Linked DNA regions of Mus musculus: region 1 is linked to region 2. The links are chromatin loops, found by intact Hi-C in ENCODE. Cell type or tissue: heart. All regions are shown on one strand. Each heading gives the region's core, and the rest is flanking DNA. Links, peaks and the distances in the headings are about the cores only.

What was found. A loop is a pair of places that touch in the nucleus more often than their neighbours do. Peaks named below come from ENCODE experiments on the same cell type or tissue, not always from the same donor. Only the 100,000 strongest peaks of a DNase experiment are listed, where the experiment ranks them.
Region 1: it touches region 2 in a loop (2.1-fold over the local background); 1 of 42 quality-filtered maps calls a loop at or near these places.

Annotation. Positions count from the first base shown.
Region 1 is chr2:91,329,278-91,340,399 of GRCm38, reverse strand. All of the region lies in intron 3 of 1110051M20Rik (RIKEN cDNA 1110051M20 gene), which reads left to right. Among named protein-coding and RNA genes, the nearest start is that of Arfgap2, 70 kb to the right of the region's middle. In heart, for the core only: no CTCF peak of the experiment used is centred there; a DNase peak (open chromatin) is centred at 5,029.
Region 2 is chr2:91,400,826-91,411,947 of GRCm38, reverse strand. The region is part of intron 2 of 1110051M20Rik (RIKEN cDNA 1110051M20 gene); the gene reads left to right. Among named protein-coding and RNA genes, the nearest start is that of 1110051M20Rik, 38 kb to the left of the region's middle. In heart, for the core only: no CTCF peak of the experiment used is centred there; no DNase peak of the experiment used is centred there.

The DNA.
Region 1 (11,122 bases), core at 3,890-6,389, 72 kb after region 2:
GCCCTGCAGTGTGGTGCCTATCATCCACAGATATGCATGCTGTGTATTTTAGAAGGCTGGATCCCATAATCATATCAGTTATTCTTGCCACACACCCAAAGGAAGGAAGCAAGGAGCTTCTTCAGAAGGGGTAGATGTGCCATATCTTGATGGTAGTGATAGGAGTTCCACAGATTGTCCAGGAACATCAGACTACATATTCATACATATGTGGGTTTTTGTATGTCAACTGTATCTCAAGAAAATTGACTTTTTAATTAAATATGCTTCAGATTTCTTAGTTATTTTAGCTAAGCACTTACAAGCTCTGTATGGCTATTGGCTTTTACTGTATTAGGCAGTGCAGAAAATTCTATTGGACAGTGCTTTTCTAGATGGTGCTGAACAACGGTGTTCAGAAGTAAATCCAGGAACAGAACTAGGAAGGAGCCGGACTGATAAGGTGACTTCTAATGCCAATTCTAAACTGGGATTGTATGCACTCTTGAAGTTTATGTTTTCTATCTGTTTTACTATATGTGTATAGGTGTTTTGCTTGCTTATGTGTTTTTGTGTTCAAGGAGGCTAAAGGCGGACATTACATCCTCTAGAGCTAGAGTTACAGACAGTTAGGAACTGTCTTGTGGCTGCTGGGAACTGAGCCCATGTTCTCTGAAGAGCAGCTGAGGCTCTTAACTTGAGGCATCTCTTCAGCCCTCATATTTTTTAACAACTTGTAATAGCAGATAGTTTATTTAACAACTAGTAATAGGAGATAGTTTCACTGTGAAATAAAAGAAGTGTAATTCTCAAAAAAAATAATGTTGAATTATTTGACAATATCTTTATTTTATTGATATGACTTTTAAATTGCTTTTCCTCTGCTCACCGTTCAAATTAGAGACAGTTCTGAGGAGAAATGGCCAAGACTATATGTTAGTCGTTGCATCCTCTCTTCTAACTTTCCCATGATTTGTTTAGTTCAGCCTGAAGGGCCTTTGGTGAGGCTTTGAAATCACTGAGGAGAAAATAGGCTGAGCTGGAAGGATTGGTTAAAGGCCACAAGAGTGGAGTCTAGGGCAGCTGCAGTGCTTGAAGGAGCTCAGCTAGGAACTTTGTCCCCATGCCCAACTCATCTCCAGGTTTTCTTCTCCTTTCGCTTTCCACTCCAAAGGAAAGACATTCACAGGATGTTTGATACATTGGAGCAATGACTGGTTTGGAGGTCTTGAAACACCTTTCCCCACTTCAAGCCTTAGGGTATGCTTGTCTCATGAAGTTTACAGATCATTAAAAATAATCCTTCCCCGCACTCTGAGAGGCAGAGGCAGGCAGCTCTCTGAGAGTGAGTCTGAGGCCAGCTTGGACCAGTGAGTTCCAGGACAGCTAGGGCTGATACACAGAGAAAAACATGTCTTGAAAACAAAACAAACAGTCTGCAAGGTCATGTGGTTTTTATTTTGGTTCCTGACTAAAAGAAGTATCATTAGGTGTGGAGACCTTTATTCTGGAGGTAGAGGCAGCAGATCTCCAAGTTTGAGGCTAAACTGGTCTACAGAGTGAGTTCCAGGACAGCTAGGGACACACACACACACACACACACACAGAGAGAGAGAGAGAGAGACAGAGATAGGCAGAGACACAGACAGAGAGAAAGGAAGAGACAGAAGACCAAACTAATCTTTGAACCATGCAGAATTTTTTATATATAATTTTAATGTTTTTAGGTATTCCAGCACCTCTTTGCTCTCTGCCATTTACAGAATTCCAGTATCTTCCTGGAGCTAGAAAAGAAAAAGAACGAAGCAAAACAAAACAAAAACTGTGTTATTACAAGACAAATTCTCTTAGGAATATAAAGGTTCTTTGTTTAGTTTGGGGCATTTTTGTTTGCTGTTTGTTGTTTTCAGTTTTGCTTATTTTGTATACTGCAGAGTAGTTCCCCGAGGCCATACGGGGGAGGAGGCTTTTTACATAGATGGGCCTCTGCAGCCAAGTGTTTGCAACCATTACTTTCCTTTAAACTAACTGTTTCTTAAGCAACTACTGCTTAATGACGATGGATAATCTCCTTTCATTGCTTAAAAGGGTATAAAAAGAAAACAGAGCCTGTCTGGGCTGCCGTCAAAGAATCTGTAGCTTAAATGCAAACCCAGTGATGTTGATGAGCGGGAGGTTTATAGACCTGCCTTAGCCATGGTGTGTGTGAATGAATGATTAAAGAACCCCTTTTCTGGGTTATTCAAAATACATTACTTTTCATTATTGTAAAATATATGTATAAAATTCAGTGGTATTAAGTTCATTGTCATCCCCACTCATTCGCAGAACCTGTGCTTCACCCCCCAACTGAAACCACCCCCACTAAACGATGGCTTTCATCCTCCCTTCCCTCCAGCCCTTGCCCAGGGAACATCTATCCCACTTGAATCTGAACGTGCCTTTTCTGGAAAACTCACATAAGTGAATAGCAACTGACTATAAGGAAAGACTGCCTTCTGGAGAAGAGGCACATGTCTGAGTGAAGGAAAGCAAACAAGAATTAGACACCTTGAGAAGTTACACTAATTTATCTCAAACAGCAGAAAATGTTATTGTTCATAAACTTTGATTCTATGGAGTCATAAGGATTCCTTTCTTCTGTTTTTCATTTTATTAGCATTTATTAATTGTACAAAATAATGGGTTTCATTATGACATTTTATACTTTGTATAATAACTTTGATCATCTTTAATTCCCTATCATTATACATGGTGCCTTTTCTTCTACCTCCAGGCCCTCCTTCCATTCATTAGCTCTCTTGCTTTCTTTTCTTATTACATATAAATATGTAAATACATATGCTGAGTCCACGCAGTGCTGCTTCGATTATGCTTTTAGAGCTGACTATTTGATACTGGCTAACTACTTAGGAGCTGGTCCCTGAGGAAGACTGATTCTTTCCCTTTCTCAGCAGTCAGTAAGTGCCTGTAGTTCTTCATAGGAAGATATATCACACTATAGAACCCCAGCTGACCTGGGACTCACTATGTAGACTAGGCTGGCCTAGAACTCACAGAGATCTGCCTGCCTCAGCCTACACAATGCTAAAAGGCATAAACTACCATGCCTGGCCCTGCTATAAAAGTCTTGTGCAGGTAATCTACAGAACTCTCAGGAGTCTCTTTTGTTTTGATCTTGGAGAGGCCCTGAAAAAAGCAAAAGAATTGTTTGCTTTCTAGATTATCTATCCGTCTATCTATCTATCTATCTCTGTGTGTGTGTGTGTGTGTGTGTGTGTGTGTGTGTGTGTGTGTGTGTGTGTCTATGGGACAAGATAAGCATATGCCTATCTGTATGCCATGCACACATACAGAAGACAGAAGAGAATGTTGTCTCCTTCAGAACTGGAGCTATGGCATTTGTGGTATCTGAACTCTGGGCTTTATGGTTGCATAGCAAACACTTTTAATCACTGTGCCCTATTTTGTTTAATTTAAATAATATTCCTTATGCTTTTAAAGCTAAAGGATGCCTCACTGTCTCAATGTGTAGATCTGCTCCATCAGTAATACAACATGGCAGCACCAAATTGTGTTTTGTGCTCAACAGTGGAACAAAAAGCACCACCTGTTCCTTAAACTCCTAATTGTAAAGTTATTTTCTATGGAACTGTTAGAGGTTCTCTTTATACATCAGTGCTTCTGAGGTTGGGCTGCAGTACTGTAATGAGCCACTGGACTAATGGGTCTTTTTCTACCTGCCCCTCACTTCTCTGACAAAGTTTGAGATGGCTCAGACAATCCTTGAACTCACTAAGTAGGGGATAATTACCTAGAACATCCTTATCCTCCTGCCTCCTGAACACTGGAATTGCAGGCATGCACTGTAACACCTAACACCAGATGCTGAGAATCAAATCCTTTGTGTGTATGAGGCAGCAGGCTACCCACTGAACCACACATCCAGCCCTCCTCCCTTTCTCCTGTTTAAGCAATGGTGGCACTGTGGTAGAGAACATGCCTATTATATGCAAGGCCCTGAGTTCATTGCCCAGTCCTGAAAAATAACCAGAAAATAGTTTCTACTCTGAAACCTCTCCCACTACTCTGATAACCTGAGTCCATCCCTGTTTCCTGTAGAAATATCCCTGGATTCCATGACCAACTTTATCAAACATCCATTGTGTATCTTTGAGCAAGTCACTTATTTTACTGTTTCCCCACAGAGCTGTTAAGTGAGCACAGAACCAGGACAAGGCCACCTGTGGACTCTGTAGTTCCACATCTCTCCTTATTTTGGAAAGGGGGAAAGCCGTTTTTTAAATATTTTTATTAGGTATTTTCCTCATTTACATTTCCAATGCTATCCCAAAAGTCCCCCATACCCTCCCCCCCCACTCCCCTACCCACCCACTCCCACTTTTTGGCCCTGGCATTCCCCTGTACTGGGGCATATAAAGTTTGCAAGTCCAATGGGCCTCTCTTTCCAGTGATGACCGACTAGGCCATCTTTTGATACATATGCAGCTAGAGTCAAGAGCTCAGGGGTACTGGTTAGTTCATATTGTTGTTCCACATGAAACTCAAGAAGAATGAAGACCAAAGTGTTGACACTTTGCCTCTTCTTAGAATTGGGAACAAAACACCCATGGAAGGAGTTACAGAGACAAAGTTTGGAGCTGTGACAAAAGGATGGACCATGTAGAGACTGCCATATCCAGGGATCCATCCCATAATCAGCTTCCAAACGCTGACACCATTGCATACACTAGCAAGATTTTGCTGAAAGGACCCAGCTAGAGCTCTCTCTTGTGAGACTATGCCGGGGCCTTGCAAACACAGAAGTGGATGCTCACAGTCAGCTATTGGATGGATCACAGGGCCCCCAATGGAGGAGCTAGAGAAAGTACCCAAGGAGCTAAAGGGATCTGCAATCCTATAGGGGGAAAGCCGTTTTACTCTTCTGCATTTCTCCCCTGGCCCGGTGAAGAAACTTCAGCATCCAGGCCTATCACAGAGGAACTTTGCTGAACTACCCCTGAAGTGACTGCACGGGATCTTTGCCAGAAAGCTTGGAGGAGTTGGAGCCCCACCCATGCCTCTGGGGAGTTCTCAAGTTGTGATCTGGAAGAGACTGAGATGCAGTACAGCTCTCCTTCCCTAAATCTGTTCTTCTTCCCCAATCTACAGGGAGGTGGGAAGCAGAAGTGGGAAGTGGGTATTCATGACGGCTAATGTTTTGAGCACTTCAGATTAAAAACACTAGGTATAGTCCTACTTCTTATTGGCTTCCCTGACTTGTAGAAAGGTTTCCTTTGGCTACTGACTATGGAGAAGATTGGTCTTTTCCTGAATTTAAGTTTTTCCCTTTGTCAGTACTGGGGGTCGAACTGGAGCCTCACAGAAGCACCAAACAAGCACCCTGGCTCAGAGTGCACCCAAGCCCTCTTCTTTTTCTTTTGAAACAGGGTCTTACTAAGTTTGCTTAAGTAGTTTTGAACTCATTCTGTACCTAACGCTGAACTTTAAATTCTCCTGTTCAAGCAGCTAGAATACCAGACCTTTGCTAGCAGGACTGGACAAGATCACCTCTCTACATAGTTTCATTGGCAGAACAAGGTGAACAAAAGCTGCTGGGATTAATAATCAGGAGTGGCCATGAGCCGTGCAGGAAGCACACAGTGGCCAGAGGCTCACTGCAAGTTCCAGGCCAGCCAGCTGCCTAGAGAGGCCCTGTCTTAAAAGGGAAGGGGAGGCCCACGGTACCATCGCCTTATCTTCCATGCTTCCCAGTTGACTGGCAGTGCTCGATCCCTGGGATTTAGCAGAGGATCCTCCTCTCTGTGCTTCAGTTTAGTCCTTCCTCACACAGCCAGGACTTCAAAGGATTCGTTCCCATTATAACAGCCAGTAGGAGATGTTTTTCTTTTCAAACATTCCCTTTTACAAACTTCCTTACATTTATTTGTGTGTAGATGTGGGGGGTGGGGGGTGGGTGTCACATGTGGATGTCAGAGGACATTCCCTTATGGTAATGTGGGTCCTTGGATTCAGCTTTGTTCATTAGTCTTAGCAGCAGAGCTTTTATACACTAAGCTGTCTCTACCCACTGAGCTGCCTCACAGGTCCCAATTTATTATTTTTTTTTAATTTTTAATTTACTTATTTATTTTTGTTTTTTCTTCGAGACAGGGTTTCTCTGTATAGCCCTGGCTGTTCTGGAGCTAACTCTGTAGACCAGGCTACCCTCGAACTCAGAAACCCACCTGCCTCTGCCTCCCAAGTGCTGAGATTAAAGGCATGCGCCACCACTGCCTGGCTCTGACTTATTTTCTTTAAGGCAAAATAAGAAATTTGGAGCTCTTGCTGTTTTTGCTTTGCCTTAAGATTTATTTGTTTGTTATTTACAAAACAAACAGTAAACTACTGGCTAACATACTCTGACATTCTCCTTGGTGTCTTTATACCTTTTGGATCCTGGCAAAATGTTAAAGCATTTAACACATCACCAGCTCATCTCCACGTCTTCAGATAGAAAGGCCGTCTGCCACAGTGTGGATTAAATCACATGAGGACACATGTATTGGAGATGATATTACTTAAGTCTGGCCATATGAACAGCATTACCCAATGCCCTTCCTTTCTCATCTTTAGTAGAATAGACAGTCAGTATGAGAGTGGATGAGGCACAGATCTATTTAATGGATGACACATTATCACTCTCTAGAAGAAATATATAGCATTTTATTTTGAGGGAATCCTCATACTGATTTACTTGGGACACTAAAGGCCCTGCAAGCCTAACCTCTGTAGGCCTAGTTTACAGAGAAGAGCCCTTTTACATAGCATTTTTTATTTGGCTCACTAACCTCTAATTCCTACTCACTTGCGGCTAGCTTTTAAAGAGGTGGTCAGTTCCCATGACTGCTAAATATCTCTCATTGCTTGAAGAGTGTTTGTGGGAGGTCTTGATCCAGGTTTTTGCATTTCCTGAGTGCACATTCTGGTTCAGTGCTTCTCCCCCCAGTCGTGGAAAGGTGGTAGTGGTTGTCTCAGAAAAGGGAAAAGGGGGTACTCACTACACAGTCCTCTGTGCTCCTGTGTACAGTGACCTTTGGAACAATAGCCTGAGTTCTTTCTCTTCACCACCATGATAGCCTTTGCCTTTTTTTTTTTTTTTTTTTTTTTTTTTTTTTTTTTTTTTTTTTTGAGACAGACGTCACTCTGCAGCCCTAGCTGGCCTGGAACTCACTCTGTAGACCAGGCTGGCTTTGAACTCGGAGAGATCCACCTGCCTTCATGCATGCTGATGTTACAGACATGCAGCATAATGTCTGTTCTTAGAGGCCCACTTAGCGCTGCCTGCCTTTGCTTTCTCCTGGCAGATGGAGAGAAATCGGTGTTGGTGGAGACAACACCTTCAAAACACATTTCTGTCAGTGTGATCATCCTATATTAAAGAAAGAACCAGAGGACGTGGGTCTAGACAACCCCAGAGCAACCTCATGGGGTCAGCAAGGTGTTTGCTTGAAGCACGATCACACTGTGACCTACGTGAGCTGCCTGTGCCCAGCCGCCATGTCTCTGCCTGTGGGAAGGGAACAGCCGCAGCAACCACTGCCTCCACGGAGGTTCGGGAGAAATCTAATGAGATAATGAACTCCATCCTACTTAATTCTCTTACAAGGGAGCATATTGTTGACTTTGAGGGGTCTGGCAATCTATTACCTCCTCAAATAGGACTATTGTGAAAAGCTAACCCACTGCCAAGAAGTAGCCATTGATTCTGTGGCTAGATCAGGCCCAGTGTAGGGAGGGGAAAGGAAAGGATTTTGATTTCTCTCTTGGAAGAGCTGTCATTAACTAGATAGATACAAAGCGCGTTCTTTCTCTCTCTCTCTCTCTCTCTCTCTTTCTCTCTCTCTCTCTCTCTCTCTTTCTCATCAGAACAGAATGTCATTGATGCTCATTTTGAGAGAATATTAGGTTCAGTCTCAGTCAGATATTTATTCTCTCTCTCTCTCTCTCTCTCTCTCTCTCTCTCTCTCTCTCGCTCGCTCTCAGATAATAGGACCTTACTCTTTAGCCCAGGATGGCATTGAACTCACTGCAGTTCTCTTGCCTTAGGCTCTTATGGTCTTGTTTGTTTGTTTTTGTTGTTTTAATTTACTTTTTTATGTGTGTTGGTGTTTTGTCTGTCCATATGTCTATTTGTGGGTGCCAGATACCCCAGTACTGAAATTAGAGACAGTTGTGAGCCACCATGTGGGTGCTCAAAATTGAACCAGGGTCCTCAGGAGAGAAGCCAGAGCTTTTAACCACTGAGTCAGTCTCTCCAGCCCCCTGGGATTAGGCTCTTGAAAGGATTGCAGGCACGATCCCCAACATCTTTTCTTCTCATGCCTTCTCTCCTCTTCTCCCGGCTCCTTCTCTACTTCTTTTAATTTTTGGACATAGCAAACTCAGACTCACACAACTCAGACTGGCTATTTTACCAAGTATGGCCTTGAACTCCTGATTCTAGTTCCCAAGTACTGGGATCTCAGCCTGTGCCACCACACTCAGCTAGAACATGCATTTTCAGTGGGGGCAGTATTACCTCCAGCAGGACAGAAGATGGTTTCTTTAGTGATTAAGAAGGGGGGGGTTGTTATAGTTTGGGATGTAGCTAGGAAACACATATCCAATGGGGTTGAGGGTAAAGATGACACAGCAAGGTTGAAGAGCATCCCTGTGGTCTAGAACAAGCATGTAGATGTCAGTTCCTCTTTCTGAGCTGTTTTCCCTGTGCCTAGGCAAGCTGCAGATTGTCAGGTCTGATGCAAATTGCTATTGATTATTACGTTCTTCTAAAAGGAACTGAGTTCAGAGAGAACTTAAAAGAAGATGAAATTTGTCCCCTAAGGGGTAAAGATTTCAGACAATCAACTTAAACATAAAACCTACCCGTTAGAACCAATACTTCATGCTTAAATAAAATGTGGTTAAATCTTTAATGTAGGAGGTTTCTTTCTTCTCTTGCCTCTTCAGCCGTATACAGCACATCAAGGGTAGAGATGATCTTCAAAGTGCTTCAAAGAAGAAGCCAGATCTGGAGAAAGAAGAGGGTGCGGTTCCCAAAGGCAGGGCAGGCATAATTGTCTAAACAGTGACAGAAAGCGGGCAGCGTGAGAGGAGAGTGGGAGTGGACATTTAGGAAATGTTGCTGTTGTTGCTTGTGTTACACACATTTATACATCAGAAGTAGGTCCCCTCCTGCCCCCACCATTTGTCTTCTGTAGTTTCAAACACTTAGAATGGGTGAGGCAGCTCAAGACTCACTCAGTCAGCACTGTAAAACTTGGGAGAGACCTGTGGCCGGTTAGGCTTAGCAGCCCTGAAACAACAGGATATTAGAAATAGTTCCCCTACCCTTTGGTCTTCCGTACCAGTGTAGCCAGCTGTTGTCTCCTTTTCCTGGGTAACTCGAAGGGAGAGAAACAGCAATGGTTTCCTGCACCTGCCTGTTTCACAGGCTTGTTTGGAAATATTCTTTCTCCAAGCTAGGTGTGACAAGCACAGGGCTGCTGGGCAGAAATTCAGCCAGATCCCCGTCTGCTGATCTCTTAGATCCTATTTGAAGATGGGATAAATTCTAGAGAGGCCTTCAGTTCTTGACACCACTCCTCTCCCTAACTCCCAAATCTGCCAAACTGTCCATTACAGCAACCTCAGATCCCACCAGCTTCTCTTTGCTACCCATGGGTGGGTGTAACCCAACCTCCTCACATCATGGCGAGCAGCTGGGCTTCTCTCTGCCCCATTACATTGCAGACATTCTTTTCACATCATTTTGTCCTCTCCACTGCATTCTCTCCACTTGGCCTCATTCCCTCTGTGCAAACTTCAGTTTCAAGGGACAGGAGTTTGCCAAGGAGATGCTGGCAGAGGGAGTCCCATTCCCCACTTTCTATCTGAAGAGCCCAGTGTCACTCATTAGCATATGAGAAGAATGGTTGTAAATAAACATCAAATGAGGTTAACGAGCTACAGCACATCAATATTAATGAAGTCCACCTCACAGACTCAAGAGGTACCGAGGGCAATCACAAGAAGCGGTTTCATAAAGCCCCGATTACAGGGCAAGAAGGGTTAGATTCAGCCCTTAGGAATGTTGGTCATTTCATGACCCCAGGAATGCTGCAGAGGAAGGCTGTCTGATATCAGATCTATGCTTGCAAGCCCCCTTGCATTCAGATGGCATCTGTTTGTCTCAACAGGTGGCAGCCTAGACAGAAGGGCTGTGCCTGCAAGGCCAGAATCTGGGGTGGGAATATTCCAAGTCAAAAATGAGGTCTCAGGCAATCCGGCCGTTGAGCTCACATTATTCCAACCATGTGAGCTCACATTTAGCCAGTAGCTCGTGGAAACCAAACTTTTGTTTCTAAAGTCCTATAACACCTATGAGCTTGGTCGCCTCAGCTCAATAGAGACTTTCCCCATGTTATGCCGTTTATGTGCCAGCCACTACTTGGATCTCCCACACATCCGTGTTTGGTTGCTGTACCCATAATTAGAAGTCAGAACGTTAAGCACAGCGATGTTTTGTGGAGCACTTACCGTGTTCCAGGCAATATACTGAATGGCTTGGGTGTATTTATATACTCCTCACAATCATCCCATGAGGATATTCTCATTTTGTAAATGAGAAGATTGAAGCTCACTGATTTCAAGGGCCTAAGACCACACTTCTGACAAATGACCTCAGAGGAGCTCAGACCTAGAGCTGTGTGACCTCACTAGCCTCTGTAGCAGCTTGGAGTCAGTCACAGAAGCAGCCTAAGCTTTCACGCCTCTCTTTCTTAAGGTGCAGCTCCCTCTCTGGTAACAGAGTCAGAAGACTTAGAGCTGTGGTCAAGACCCCTTTGGAAAACCTCTGTCTCCAAAAATACTTACATTACAATTCATAACAGTAGCCAAATTGCAGTTATAAAGTAGCTATGAAGATAATTTTTATGGCTGGTGGGGGGCGGTCACCACAACATGAGGAATTGGCTGTATTAAAGGAAGGTTGAGAACTGCTGCTGTAGAAACACATCTTTGAAATTTTTGGTTTTGTTTTGCCTTTCAAAACAGGGTTTCTCTGTATAGCCCTGGCTGTCCTGAAACTCACTCTGTAGAC
Region 2 (11,122 bases), core at 3,034-5,533:
TTTCTCCTCTTTTTTTTTCCTTTTTCTCTTTTCTTTTCTTTCCTTCTCTTTCTCCTTCCCTCTCTCCCTCCCTTCGTCTTTGTTCTTCACTCATCTTCAACATCTACACTCAACTTCCTCTGCCTCTTAAGATTAAAAACTGTCAAGGTGTAATGGGAGAGCTGAGGTCCAGCCTTCTGGTTTGTGCTCTTCACTCTGGCTGGGCTGTGTTCAGGGTAATGGAAAGCAGACCTTCTCTCCTGAGGTCCTTGCTCCTCATGCTGGCAGTCAGACTCCAGCCTCTGAGCAGTTGGAATGTACTGAGAAACCACAGAGCCCAGAGAGAGCATTATGCAGGCAGTTCCACACAGGGGGAATCTATTTACACCACACAAGTTGCCGTTTACATGCGTGGATAATTGTTTATCTGCACACTCTCATACTTCACCTACTATGTAATACACATGCCCTGTCAAGAGGGTTTAACTAAGAACTGTTATCTCCAGATTGCCCTGAACATCCAGGGGATACTATGGGAATTTTGATGAAAAATCACCTTTTAAAGAGAGTGGTTTTTTTTAGTTCAATGTGATGTTTAGAATTTTAAACCATACAAGTCTGATCCCCAAACTACTCTGTTTCTTGCATATTTTCCTGACTAAATGTTTTTCTTCATTCCTTTGCCATACAGTAAGTATTGTGACAAAGCATCATGTATCAGTAGGAATTTGCCTGTAAAGAACTGTACTTTGGCTGAGGATAACGTTTACAGAGGAGCAGACAGCGGGAGCACGTGATCAGATCTTCTGCAATAGCATTAAGTTATATAGACAGTAGGCTAAGAGTTGAGAACAAGGAGAATGAATAGTTAAATAAGAGCAGTTAAGTAACAACACGGGGAGCTTTTCTTCATTGGGAAAGACAAATAGAATTTGCATAGGGGGAAAACGGGCTTTTAATATGGCCTGAAAGCACAGTAGCATAATGGTTAAGAATAGAGACTTTGATCTTTGTTTGAGGGCCTGCCAGTGTGTTTCGGGCAGGGTGCTTAGCTTTTTCTGTAAAACAGTGAGATTCATACATAAAAATATGTTCAATGCCAGGCAGTGGTGGCGCACGCCTTTAACTCCAGCACTTGTGAGGCAGAGGCAGGTGGATTTCTGAGTTCGAGGCCAGCCTGGTCTACAAAGTGAGTTCCAGGACAGCCAGAACCTGTCTTGAAAAAAAAAAAACCGAAAAAAAAATGTTCATTACCAAATTGTTGGAAGGAAAGATTAAATTAGATAATGGATGTGAAGGGCTTGTTGTTCAGCTTAAGGTCTAATGAGTGTTGCATAAGCTCTGGTCCATCACTGCTGACACTACTTCTCACGCAGCCACTGAGTAAGGTACCTGTACCTTACCCAGTGTTGTAGATGCTAGGGATGTAGCAGTGAACAAATCAGGAGGAATCCCAATCCTCGTGAAGATTCTGTTCTGAAATTGTCGTTTTTAATTCTTTTAGCTTTATTTTATGTGTTTTGCCTTATACATGTTCATACTTGGTGCCTGACATTGTCAGAGGATCGCTTTGGACCCCTAGAACTGGAGTAGGGATGCTTGGGACCTCCGAGTAGTTGCTGGGAACAGGATCTGCATCCTCGAAAGAGCAGCCATGTACTTTTAACCACTAAGCCATCTCAGCAGCTCCTGAGTATTGTTTTGATCCCACCTGTTTTTTATGTGTATATAATAATGTTAGAGTTATAAAAATGTGAAACTATTTGAGCTGATCTCATCCCTCCATTCAGCTGCATCAGTGATCCATCTTCCGGAAGCAGGATGAAGCTGTCAGTGTCAGTAACTTCCTAGTGGGAGGTTCAGGCTCTGCTGCAGCCTGGGGTGGCAAACGTTCCTAGTGTGAGTGGTGCCCTGGGTGGATCAGCAGCGATGCAAAGCAGCCCATCCACCCTAGTCCTGGTGGGGCTCTCATGTTTCTGATGGGCAGTTTCTGCTTACTATAAAGTACAGGTAGACACAGTTTTCTCTATTTCTGTTGAGGGCTGCACCTTAACATTTGCCTCTTAGAGCAAACGTTGGTTTTTTTGTTTTGTTTTTAATATCTACCTATGTTTCAGGTATCGCTTCTTAGTCTTTGGGTTTTGGCAGTTTTGACATTCTTTGAATAGTTTGATTTTAAAAGTATATTTAAGGGGACTGGAGAGATGGCTCAGCAGTTAAGAACACCAACTGCTTTTCCAGAAGTCCTGAGTTCAAATCCCAGCAACCACATTATGGCTCACAACCATCTGTAATGGGATCCTATGCCCTCTTCTGGTGTGTCTGAAGACAGCTACAGTGTGTGTGTGTGTGTATAATATACACATAAATATATATAAAATAAATATATATACACATAAAAATATATATAATAAATAAAATCTTTAAAAAAAAGAAAAGTTAAGTATGTTTAAACAGTTTGTTGTTTAGTGCCTCTTAAACCTATAGCTTGGTGTCTTACATTTTATTTACATTTATTTGTTTTGTATGTATGTATGTGAACTCCCTCATTGTCACATGTTCCACACTGCATGAATGAAGGTCAGAGGACAAGTTGAAGGAGTCATTTTCTCCTTTTACCATGAGAATTCTGCAGCTTGAACTCAGGTCATCAGGCCTGGGAGCAGACACCTTGCCCACTGAGTCATCTTGCTAGCCACAGTTTGATTATTTAATTGTTTTGTTTTATTTTTAAATCAGTTTTGGTAAATTTTCAATTAAGAGCTATTCAGATATACTTCTGTTTTTCTCTTTATTCTTACTTTTTGGGGATTCCAATTATATAAATGTTAGACCTCCTCAGAGTATCTGTGTCTTCTGTACTTTCTTTTTGCATTTTCCTTCATTTTGTCTTTTAGGTTTTATTTCACATATTTTATATTCTAGTTCATCAATTGTTTCCTTATTTGTGTCTAAATGCTATTATGCCCACCTACCAAGTTCTTAATTATGTTATTGAGTTCTTCAGTAATTTCCACTTAGGCTAGGGGATGACGGTGGCTCTTGTTTGGAATCCTGCCATTCAGGAATCTGAGACAGGAGGATTTCAAAGCCCACCTAGGCCCAGTATTGAGACAATTTCAAGACCTCATTTTCTTTTCCTATTTTGTACTTTTCATTGCTAGTTTCTTTCTTTATTCTTGCTTTTTAATTTGCTCAGCCCAGTAAAGCGTGGGTGTTATAGAATCCATATCTGGATTTGCTGTGGCTTATTTATTTTATCTCTAGTATATCTTTTTAAATTCTATTGTTTTACTTTGTAGTCTACTTTTCCCTTTAGTTGAGTGATACTCATTGGGTATGAAAAGAACTGTAGAGACAATGGCATTGAATGTTTGTTATCTTCCTCAGAAGATTTCCATCTGCTTTGGCAGATCCCTGGGTGCTAGCACTCCTGGCTTACCTCAGTCCCATCAGGTGCTGGAATGATTTGAAGCTAAGCAAAATTGTCCAGGAGAGGTGGTTTCTAAATAGCTCTCTGGAGAGCAGAAGAGCAGTATGGCTTTACTGGCATCCGTCCTCCAGCCTCAGTGCATCCTGGACCCCACTGCTTTGCCCTCCAAAATTAAAAATCATCTGAAAACTCAGAAACTTAAACTTTAATTTAAAAGTATTAAGTACAGAGTATATCAGCTGCACCCTCAACAACTAGCAGAGGCTCCTGGCACTATCAAAGGACATAGTGATACAAGTTGTGAGTGACAGCAGCATGTGTGATATTGTGAGAAGTTTAATAGAGTTGTAACATGATAGGAGCTGAGATTTCTACCGTTGACAAAGTCACAAGTACAACAAGAATCTGTGTTTACAATCAAAGTTAAAGGAACTGGTATATCTCAACTAGAAGGTAGTAAAAATGTAGAAAATTTTACCTTTTCAAGCTTGTGAAGTTCTTGAATTCAACCCATGAATCTGTCTTTGGAAGCCCTGCCCATGGGGATAAACGGCCACAAATGCATGGCTCACTTCTCTGGATTTGACTCTTTCATAACCTGGCCTTGTCATTTTTCATTGTCTTGAAAACAGCCCTCTGACAACGTCAAACATGCTAAACAGAGTCCCCAATGGAGGAGCTAGACAAAGGACCCAAGGAGCTAAAGGGGTTTGAAACCCCAGAGGAGGAACAACAATATGAACCAACCAGTACCCCCAGAACTCCCAGGGAGTAAACCACCAACCAAAGAGTACATAAGAAGGGACCCATGGCTCTAGCTGCATATGTAGCAGAGGATGGCCTTGTCATCAATGAGAGGAGAGGCCCTTGGTCCTGTGAAGGCTCAATGCCCTAGTGTAGGGGAATGCCAGGACAGGGAAGCAGGAGTGGTGGGTTGGTAAGCTGGGGGAGCGGGGGGGGGGGGTGGGTGGGATCAGGGATTTTCGGAGGGGAAACAAGGAAAGGGGATAACATTTGAAATGTAAATAAAGAAAATATCTAATGAAAAAAAAAGTAGAAGGGAGACCAGGACAGGATGGGATGGCAGATGGGGGAACTAGAGAGGGTAATGAGGGAGGAAGAGAGACAATATTTTGGAATCTAGATTTAAAATACACACATACACACACACACACACACACACACAAAACATGAAAGCAAAGGGGGCTATTTAGAGACAAGGGGAGCAGTTTGGGGGAAGGTAGGATGGATGAGTAAGGTACAGTGGATATATGTGTATTAAAACATGAAATGTTTTATTTTGTATATTAACTGTGCTGGCTAGTTTTATGTCAACTTGATATGTATATATGTGTGTGTGTATATATGTGTATATATATATGTATATGTGTATATATATATATATATGTGTGTGTGTGTGTGTATGTATATGTGTATACACACAACACACACACACACACACACACACACACACACACATATCCATATCCTGAGAGGAGGGAACTTTGACTGAGAAAATGCTTTCATAAGATCAGGCTATAGGCAAGCCTGTAGAACATTTGGTAACTAGTCCAGCTATTGTGGGTGGGGACACCTCTGGGCTGGTGGTCCTGGGTTCTATATGAAATCAGGTTGAGGGCTGGAGAGGTGGCTCAGCAGTTAAGAGCACTGACTGCTCTTCCAGAGGTCCTGAGTTCAATTCCCAGCAACCACATGGTGCCTCACAGACATCTGTAGTGGGATCCAATGCATTCTTCTGGTGTGTGTCTGAAGACAGCTACAGTGTACTCATAGAAATAAAAATAAATCTTTAAAAAGAAAAAAAAGAAAAGAAATCAGGTTGAGCAAGCCACAAGGAGCAAGCCACTAAGCAGCACCCCTCCATGGCCTCTCATCAGCCCCTGCCTCCAGGCTCCTGCCCTGGTGAGTTTCTGTTCTGACTTCCTGGGTTGGTAAGCAGTGGTGATGAAGCATAAGCCAAACCAAACCCTTTCTGCCTGCCCCAGGTAGCTTTGGGCATGGCGCTTCATCACAGAATAGTAACCCTGACTAGGACAGTAGCTTAAAAGGTTAATACAAATGTGGGGGAGAAGAACCATCTGCTTTTAATGATTTACTGACTCTTTCTTGGCCAGGAGGGTTAGTTTGAATTACCTAGTCTATCTTTACTGGAAGAAGAATTCCGTTAGAGTTTGCATCTTAGTGGAATATAATTATATTAGCAGAAATAGGAACTATTCATTATAAGGGTTATTAAGGAGTCTAATTTGATTTATGAAGGACTAGTACAAGCTGAAAAGCAAAAGACAGGAAGTACATGATTACAATATGGATAAGGCCAGTTGGTGAAAGGTTCATTTATATTGGAGGGAAAAAAAAAACAATGATAAAAGCCAGTATCGTATAAATGCCAAGAAATAAACTTCCCGTCTGGTCTTCTCTTCATTTTTTAAAATTGGTAGCTATGTGGTAAGCCTACACTGACTGTCAGACACCGTGCCAGGCATGGACATCAAGGAACCCTCTGTTGTATAAAGATGCTGGAGATATAAAATCCAATTCAAGTAGAGGGTCAGAGGTTCTGGAGTGCTAAATAAATGTATCCCAGAAACAATGAATTGTACAGAGCTAGAAAGTGATCCATAGGGGAATGACGATTATCTCAGGACTGAGAGAGAATGCACAGAATATCAGACAAGGAAAAGCATCTCCTTCCCTCCCTCCCTCCCTCCGCTCCCTCCCCCTCTTTTTCTGATATGATCATGTACAGTCCAGGCTGATCTTCAGCTCACTGAGGATGGGCTTCTGACCCTTCTTCCTCCACTTCCTCCACAAGTGCTGGGCATCGAGAGTGTTGGCTGCCTCCCCAGCCTAGACCCAAGGTCTTAGTGACAATAATTGTTATTATCACATTTATTTATTGACAGGGAGGGTGTGTGCCACAACACAAACGTGGTGACCAGAGGACAGACTTGCCGTCATCTATTCTTTCCCTTCACTGTGTGCATCCCAGGGCTTGAATTCAGCTTATCAGGCTTAGCAGCAAGCATCTGTACTCAATAAACCATCTCACCTTCCCCAACATTTAGATTTTGACTGCTGAACAGAAGCAAGAGTTGGAGCTAAGAGGATGGAGATCACATTAGGTATGAGATTTCCTCAAGAGCAGGTCTGGCTTTCCGCCTCCAGTCCTTTTCCTTTTTTCTTTTTTGTTTCTTTGTTTTGTTTGAGAGAGAGTCAGGTAGCCCATTGTGGCCCTGAGGATGACCTTGAACTCCTGACCTTCTTGCCTCCACCTTCCATTGCTTGCAACTAAGACGCCTGACTGTTGCCATCATTGTTAGTTGCTGTAGTAAAGGGTTTTTGTTTGTTTGTTTGTTGCTTGTTAGTACTGGGATTAAAGGCCTGCATCGCCATGCCTGGCTCATTCATTTGTGACTCTTTTAGGAGTTTATTAGTTAGCGTATGAAACTGAATCCTCACACACTTTTTGTAGTAACACCTTTCATTTTGTTGGGGAAAGGAAGAAGGGCGACAAGTTATTGCTCTTATATCCGTATAATGTTTGGAGTTTGATTGCTGGCTAATGCCTTCCCTAGTAAAATTCTGTCTTCTCTCAGGCTTCATGTGAGTCCTAGGAAAGTCTTGAGAATTGCCAACAAAGATATACTATTAAGTGTCAGAAGTTTTACATCTTCAGGAAAAGGCATCTGATTCCCTTAGATGAGATTCTACCCACTTAATGGTTGCTAGAGTGCTGGTAAAAGTCCATCTCCACAAAGCCTCATAATACAATATTGAAATATTTGTGATAAAGGAGAAATTAATAAACAAAGCTCCTGGTGGTAGCAGGAGTGAAGCTGTAGCTTATTTTAGAAATTTGAACCATTTATCAGTTACAGTTTTTACCCAAATAGGCATTTTTTAAAGTTTGTCACGTTGATTTTGTAAAACAAACAAAAACAACCCCCTACCCCCCAAAAAACCCTAGCTTGTGAATGATCAATGGCTTATTTAAACTGTCTTGTTACGTTTTCCTTATGAGATGGTAGACATTGCAGAGAAGAGGTCTGTGTGGATAGAGAGGTAAATGGAGGGAAGAGAAGAACTGGAGTATTTAGATCAAGGAGGACATTTAGAAATGTTGGTTTCTTACTCTCCCGTGCTGGTTTTTGAACATCAAGAGAAATTCATGGGGTTCAGGCAGAAGCGGTGAGAAGGCCCCTGCTATAGTTAGTGTCCAGGGCAGTGGGCAGCTGGTCTGAGGTGTAGGCTCCTCCAGAGATTAGCGCTGTTCTTGCGTTTCTTCAGAGCGTGAGGAGGGGAGACTGCATGCTGGTTCCCAGGGGCAGAAGCTTAAACATAGCCTCGGCCATCCTCACTGGGTTCCTTCTGTTTTCTCTAAGAATTGTGTGTTTCTGGTTTGCTTTTTTTACGACAGAGTCTCTCTCTGAGGGCCAGGCTGGCCTTGCACTCAAAGTAGTTCTCCTGTCTCCACTTCCTGACTGCTTGGATTATAGGTATAAACTACCACATTCAGACCACTGAACTATATATACATCACGAGTCCCACAACCTGGGCACAGTATGAGATTCAAAAAAAAGTGTGTAGCTTTTAGCTAAGTGCAGTAGTGTGGTGCATTTTTTCTAATCCCAGAGGCTAAGAAGGAGGCTAAATTTGAGGATAGCCTGGGCTATGTACGGGGTTTCAGTATAGAGACCCTACCTAAAATAAGTAAGTATGGAAGGAAAGAAAGGAAGGAAGCCATGATGATTATAAGACTTGTTGACAGATAAGCCTAGATTCACTGTGAAAGGTGTATCTTTATAACTATGACATGACACTGTCATGTTTGAGGCCCCTCATTTAGATCATGTTGATAAGTGGGAGCACACCCAGCTGTCTTCCCTCTGTCCCTTCTAGGAATAAGAAGTGGATCTAATGTTAAATTGGCTTCCCTTGGCCCTAATATTAAAGTTGAAACAAAATGTTTCGAAAGAACTCTTTTATATCTTGTAAATTAGAAAGTTTGTGGTTTCCTGTTCCCCCTTTAATATTTGTTATGGGTTATTCACCAAAGACATAGGTTTAAGCCAATAGAAAGTCTTTAATAGCTGGTTGCTGACTACACTGGGTGTTCAGGACCCCAGGGTAGCCCTGAGCCTTTCTCAGGGGGAGCTTTTAAGCACAAAAACCATGTTCTGCATTGACACACTTCAGATAACAAGAACAGTTAGCCACAAGCAGAACTACAGAAGCCAAAAAGCAAAGTAGTACATTTAGAACTATGGGCTTTGATGGGTTAGGCCTTTGTTTTATTGTCAGGTGGTACTGTCTGCATGCTGAATTTTACGGCCTGAATGGTACTTCCATCATGGAGTCAGTTATACTAAGTAAGTCTGGGAGCCTGCTAAGGGCTAGTGCCCTTTTTCAATTTTGTTGCCAGTTGGGCAGAATACTAATTGTTATTATATTTTTATTCTATATTTCATGTTTGTTGAACATTTACCTTGTGTTTACTCTGTACTAAGTGCTGGGATGGATTTTTTAAAATGTCAAGTGCTTTGTCCTCAGAGAGTATGCAACTAATGGGAAGACATTTTGGCAGAATCCTAACTGAAAACGGCTTGAAGGAAAGACAGGGAGATAACAATATATAGGATCTAACTGGTATATACACCAAGACAGCCCATGGTAGACACGGCCTTAATTCAAAGAGGGTCAATAGAGCTACTAATGTGGTATCACACTAAATCTGCATCTGCTTCTCTTCCATTTTCCTGTTTTTATCCTCAGGCTGGCCACTAGGGATTTGGGGCTGACATCTCCAGTGTAGTAATGGTGATAGAGAAAGAGGTTCTTTCCTAGTAGCTCTAACAACATTGACCTGGGATTGACACCTACTGGACTGTCTTGTGTCACATACTCAAAGTTGAACCAGTGAAGTGACCAGGAAAAAGAAATACACTGATTAGACTGGCCTTCCCCCCCCACCCCACCCCCCGCTCATCTTTGATTATTTTATAATCAATATTCAAATACCTGAATTTTTCCTACTTGAAGCCAAACTACTTAAACATTTTTGTTGTTGTTTTTGTTACTTTTTTGATGTCTTTAAAAAACAAAACAAACAAAACAAAAAAACAAAACCCAACAGATGTATTTATTTTGTGTATATAAGCACACTGTAGTTGTCTTCAGGCACACCAGAAGGAGGCGTCAGATCCCACTATAGATGATTGTGAGCCACCACGTGGCTGCTGAGACTTGAACTCGGGACCACTTAAAGGGCAGAATTGAACTCGAAACCACTTAAAGCTCTTAACCACTGAGCCATCTCGCCAGCCTCTTTTGTTGTTGTTTTTGAAACAGGATTGTATGTAACCCTGGTGGATTTTAAATTTACTACACACACACACACACACACACACACACACACACACACACACACACTTTTTTTTTAGCATGTTAGAGAGATGTTCTACCATCAAGCTCTATCCTAGTTCTTCCCCCATCTTTATTGTAGTTATCATTTCCAGATATTATCATACATGCTAACTGTGGTGGCTTGGCAACTTGTCTCTTTTATTCTGTCGTTATTCACAATGGAGTAATGTAGTTGATCCATATTTCAGAAGCTATAGCAAAAACTGTTCTAGAGGAACTTCATCTAAACTAGGACTTGATTTTTTGTTAGTTTTTTAAAAAGTAAATATACAAAATAGCAGCTTGCTTTATGACATTTTCATAGTGTATGTCATTGTCCTACGCCCACATTGTTGCTCCTTTAACCCTCTTTGATCCATTTCCCATTTCTCCCCTTTCTTCTCCCAAATACTCTTCTTTTTAGTTTCATGTTTTACACACACACACACACACACACACACACACACACACACACACACACACATATACACACACATAGCCCTACCTGGGCTCCCCCTCTGAGAGAGATCACATGATACTTGATTTGTCTTCTTGCTTCCCTGTTTTCCTCACCCTCCCAACACAGTTCCAAGCTTTTTTGTATGACAAGATCACTGAATTGGGCTTGAAGCAGAATGGAATCAGACTGAGGGGTGAGTCGGTTTGCTTTGGGAGCAATGTGAATTATGGCCAGAGGGCCACTGTGGCAGACCATGGTTTAGACAGCAGTGCCAGTCTGCTGTGATGCGTTCCCTTTCTCCACACTCGCCTGACTACAGTCAAAGCAAAATGGGGGTTTAGTTCCTGTCCTTTTGGATCTAGGACAGACATATTTTGTCACCTTACAAATCCAAACCCTGGGCTGGTGAGATGGCTCAGTGGGTAAGAGCACTGACTGCTCTTCCAGGACTTCAAATCCCAGCAACCACCCATAATGAGATCTGACGCCCTCTTCTGGTGCTGTCTGAAGACAGCTTCAGTGTACTTATTTATAATAATAAATAAATCTTTGAGCTTGAGAGAGCAGAGACCGAGTGAGAGGGCCGACCAGAGCAAGCAGGGTTGACTAGAGCAAGCAGAGGTCCTAAATTCAATTCCCAACGACCACATGAAGGCTCACAACCATCTGTACAGCTACAATGTACTCATATACATAAAATAAAATAAATAAACAAGTCTTAAAAAAAAAAAGAAATCCAGACCCTCTCTTTAATCCACAGAACTTTTATTTGCTAAAGATGAGCTTTGTACTGCCCTGGACATTCGGTGGGCCAAGCACCAGA